Regions from separate parts of the Homo sapiens genome. Here region 1 is linked to region 2. A link is an interaction called in ENCODE POLR2A ChIA-PET data of the cell type or tissue named here. Cell type or tissue: CD4-positive, alpha-beta T cell. All regions are shown on one strand.

Region 1 (2,500 bases), 62 kb before region 2:
CAGTGAGTTATAACTGTGCCATTGCACTGCAGCCTGTGTGACAGTGAGACACTGTCTCAACAAACAAACACATACACACAAAATTCCCAAAGAAAGCTCTTAAAAGAGTAATAAATAACCTATAATTTATCAAAATAAGCATAAAAATACACACTTTGGCCAGGCACGGTGGTTCACACCGGTGATCCCAGCACTTTGGGAGGCCGAGGCAGGTGGGTGTCTTGAGCCCAGGAGTTTGAGCCCAGCCTGGGCAACATAGTGAGACCTCATCTCTACAAAAAAATAAAAATAAAAATAAACATATTTTGCCTCATGGTGAAATACCTAGGCTCATAGAAGCATCCTCCCCCAAAGGTAAGAAAACAAACTTAAAGTAGTAAAAATAATGGGAAAGAAAGAATCAATTCTCCAACAATATTAAGACTAGAAAAGGGATCCAACATCACATAGAACAAGACAGAGGTAGAAAGTATAGGAAACAGGCTTGTATCCAGAATACATCAGGATATCCTATACATCAGTAAGAAAAAATATAAAAATGGGCAAAAGACTTGAGCAGATCCTTTACAAAAAGAAATTCCTAAAAGCTAATGATGCTATGAAAAGCTAATCGATCCCACTAATGTGAAATGTGACATACAAAAATGATATCACTCTGGTCCAGAGCTCTAAAGTAGAGTCAGGGAGCCATTCTAAGGACTGCCTGCATGACCTGAAATGCTGAAAAACAAAAACAAAAACAAAAAACAGGAACTTGAATTGAACCTCTGAACTGGGCTCAACTGCAATGACCACAACATCCTGGAAAACAGCTAGATTTTGCCAGTGCTGCACCTTCTGAAGAGCGACAACCAATGAGCTCAACGGACTCATGTACTAAGCCAACCGCCTCCAACAATGATAATTCTTTCACAACAACTGTGTATTCGCCCTTAGCTTCCTTTTAAAAATCTCAACTCCCCTTCCTCTCTTCAGAACACTTATTGGCCTTTAGCTGAACCTGTGTCTCCTGAATTGCAGTTTCTAAGACCCCAGGAATGCCTTGTCTAACTGCTTTGCAGTCTGCTCTTTCACCTCTTCTTGGTTGACATTAGTAATCAGGAAAATAGAAACAAAACTCATAATGAGATATCATTATAGCCTCACCAAAATGGCTACAATGTAAAAGTCTGATGCACCCAGGGGAAGTGAGGATGTGCAAGAATGGGATCCCGTATGCATTCTCATGGGTGAGACTCTGGGAAGCCATTGGGCATTATTGAATAAAACTAAGCAACAGCTTCCCTGTGTCCCAGCAGCACTAGTCACCTCACAGCCCACAGAAACCTGTGCCCACAGGCACAGGGAATGCACTCAGAGGTACAGCGTGGTTTGTAACGACTGCCACTTGGAAACAACCACACGCCTATCGGCAGTGGGACAGAGACACCAAGGGCAGCACAGTCCACAGCGGGAAACTCCACAGCACTGAGTGACACACAGAAACACAGGTGGAGCTGAGATGTAGAAGGCTGGGTAAAAGGCCACACGTAAGTCACTGTTTACTTACAGTTCAAAAGCAAAGCTAAACTACATTGCTTAGGCTTTGAAGTGGGAAAGCTAGAAAGAAAAGCAACGATGAAAAGGCTACAAAAGTCAGGGTTGCAGTTACTTTTGGCAGCAAGAAAGGGGTTCTGATAGGGAAAGCACACAGGACTCTGGAAAGTCTGTGCTTTGAACCAGGTGATGGTTATATTGGGGTTTCCTTTAAACATTTTATTTTAAAGATGCTCCTGGCATGTGCTTTAGCCTTTTTAAAAATTTGTGCAGATGTATGAGGTACATGAGAAAATGTATTACGTGTATATAATGTGTGGTGGTCACGTCAGGGTATTCAGAGCACCCATCATTCAAGTTCAATACCTTTTTGTTAAGTACAGTCATCCTACGCTGCTATCAAACACTGAATTTATTTCTTTTATTTTACTGTATGTTTGCACCCTTTAGCCTGCTTCTCTTCATCTTTGCCCCGCCCCGCCACTGCTCACCCTTCCCAGTCTCTGTGTCTATTTTCCCACTCTCCACCTACATGTGTTTTCTTAAGAAAACTGAAGTAGAGCATTTTTAAGTATTTTTTCATGCATCTTTACACATCTCTGTATTTTTGTTTTTCAAGAAACCCAAGAATTCCTTCACCAAACTACAGGGGACAATGTCCCTGTAAGAAAAACGTAACTTTTGAGGAGGATCCTGAGGAGCCATTAAAGAACTCCCCGGACACACACGCACTAGATGCTGTTTAGGTCTTTTCAATGCTTGGTTCTCCCCTGCAGGCGTCAGAAAGAGGGAGAAACACTGTCAACACCAAACAAGGAAGAGAAGAAAAGGAGAATCTACTCTAGACCTGCCACTGGGAACAACTATCTCATGCAGGAAAGAGATGGCCAGTACAAACCATCTGGAATAATAACTTACCCCAAGAAGTGCTGACGTCTTCTCCATCTCCTCTTTGTTCACCTGA
Region 2 (2,500 bases):
AGACAACTCTGAGTCAAAAAATAACAGAAGAATTGAACATTGAAATGTGATGCTTTAGAACTACCCTAACCATTTAAATTGACTTATTTTTTTCCTTTTAACATATGCCCAAGAGTGGTATGATAAAAATCTATGTCTACCTACATCTAAAAAGATCTTTTCTAGTAAGTATGAAAAACAAAAATTCTTAATAAGAAAACATTGTGTTGGTTTAACTAAGAGTTTTTCTTTTTTGGCAATTCATAAAATGATGGCGTGCCATATGGTCAATGGTGTCTAGTAGACACTTATATAGTGCTGGTAGCATTATAAACTCCTTTAAAAAGCAATCTGGCCATATCAAAGGCAAAAAAAAGTGTATATACCACCCTGGCACAAAAAACCCCAATGACCCTATTTCCAAGAATGTATCCAGATGAAAGTATCCAACAACAAAAAGCTATATACACAAAGATACATATGATATTGTTCAAGAGCAAACAAAAGAAAAAAAAGAAGACTATCAAAATACCCAGTAACAATAACCAGCTACAAAATTGATGGCACAGTAATTAAATCAAGACAGTATAGTTAACATTAAAAGTTAAGAAAACTATTTAGAGAGTAAAAATGTTTATTTCATCATGCTAAGTAAAAACAAAACTATGGTCTTTGCTGAGGGTCTTTAGAAGTTAGCACCATGGCAGAAGACATGAAGGTCAAAATTAAGAACTACAGGACTGTCCCATTTGACAGCCACTTTGTCAACTAGAACCAGAACATGAACTGCTGGCAAAACTACCTGGACTTCTACCACTCCAAGACGGCAATGACTGCTAAAGGGGGTGATGTCTCTGTGTGCAAATGGTACTGGCATGTGTGCAAGTCCCTCTGCCCCATATCCTTGGTCTTGACCTGGGACAAAGGCACGTTTCCTGGGAAAATCAGAACTGGCTCCACCCCACCTTTCCTCTGTTCTCCATCCTTCTCCCAGGGTGGTAAACGGGGACCTGGGTACATGATGATCCCTACCCTGGGTCCGTGAATCAGGACTTAACTAATAACAAAAACTTACTGGAAAAGTGTAAAGAAAAGAAAACTATATGCCTTACATTACTAAGCAAAAGAAAAATGGCAAAGGAATATTAATATTAGACAAAACAATATCAAGAGAAAAAGCATCACCAGGAATAGTCATTATGTAATGCTAAATGCTTTGATTCACTGCAATTTAAAACGACCAGGATAATTATTCACTGCAACTTTAAACCTGGATATAACTTATAAAATAGACTCAAAATACATAGAGAAAAAAATGATATACAACTACATGGAGAAATTTTCTTCTTTTTTGACACCAAGTCTTGCTCTGTCGCCCAGGCTGGAGTGCAGTGGCGCGATCTTGACTCACTGCAAACTTTGCCTCCCGGGTTCAAGGGATTCTCCTGTGTCAGCCTCCCAAGTAGCTGGGATTACAGTCACCCGCCACCACGCCCGGCTAATTTTTGTATTTTTAGTAGAGATGGGGTTTCACCACCTTGGCCAGGCTGGTCTTGAACTCCTGACCTTGTGATCCACCCGCCTCAGCCTCCCAAAGTGCTGGGATTATAGGCGTGAGCCACCGCACCCAGCCTATGTGGAGAAATTTTCAAATCCACCATCGCAGTGGAAATTTTTAAATCCACCATCGCAGTGGAAATTTTTACACAATTCTCAATAGATCAAGAAGACAAAAATCAGTAATGGGAGACCTTTCAAAAAACAAATCACAGATACCACTTCACACCCGTTGGGATGGCTACTGTTTTAAAAACCACAGGAAATAACAAGTGTTGGCAAAGATGTGGAGAAACTGGAATTGTGCAGCTGTGAGACATATAAGACCATCATAGCAGTATGATCTATAGTAACAAAAACTGTAAATAACCTAAATGTCTGTCAATCTAACAGATAATTTCATTGTGGAATATCATATAATGGAATACTAACTATACAAAAGAGAAAACTATGAATGAACTATATAGCTTTACGTGTATCAACATGAGTGAGTCTCAAAAACATATTAAGCCATTGAAAAAGCAAGCAAGTCATTGAAGGATACATACCTTCAATATACATGCCTTTGGTATACCACCACCAGTATAATAACAGCACATAAAGTTCAACGACATATAAAACTAAATACACAGTCTAGGAATATATATATATGTGTGTATGTGTGTGCGTAATAAAACTATACATAAAAGCAAGAAAATAATGAACAAATTAAGCATGGTAGTCACTCTTTGAGGATGAGAGAGGAATTATATTAGGAGGAGCATGTACCATTAAGTGTACACAGAGGATTTTAAAGCTATAAAGGCAATCCTGTGTTTGCTAAGATGAGTGAAAAAAAAATACAGAGGCGGTTTTATTTATTTTTTAACACTAGTATAAACATTACATATTCTTTTGTGTCTGAAAAATTATATACATTTTTAAATTTCTGTGCACACTCATCAAAACTATCTGAAAAACATAT

The links. ChIA-PET counts read pairs that join two places held together with the same protein. Peaks named below come from ENCODE experiments on the same cell type or tissue, not always from the same donor. Only the 100,000 strongest peaks of a DNase experiment are listed, where the experiment ranks them.
Region 1: POLR2A ChIA-PET joins it to region 2 with 5 read pairs; 3 of 35 experiments call an interaction of 5 or more read pairs at or near these places.

The regions. Positions count from the first base shown.
Region 1 is chr4:2,171,501-2,174,000 of GRCh38, forward strand. POLN (DNA polymerase nu) reads right to left here. Exons shown (of 26, transcript NM_181808.4): 11 at 2,455-2,500. Among named protein-coding and RNA genes, the nearest start is that of HAUS3, 69 kb to the right of the region's middle. RefSeq lists an enhancer at 1,945-2,500. In CD4-positive, alpha-beta T cell, no CTCF peak of the experiment used is centred here; a DNase peak (open chromatin) is centred at 1,501.
Region 2 is chr4:2,233,572-2,236,071 of GRCh38, forward strand. The region is part of intron 2 of POLN (DNA polymerase nu); the gene reads right to left. The region is part of intron 5 of HAUS3 (HAUS augmin like complex subunit 3); the gene reads right to left. It also overlaps the pseudogene COX6B1P5. Among named protein-coding and RNA genes, the nearest start is that of HAUS3, 7.3 kb to the right of the region's middle. In CD4-positive, alpha-beta T cell, no CTCF peak of the experiment used is centred here; no DNase peak of the experiment used is centred here.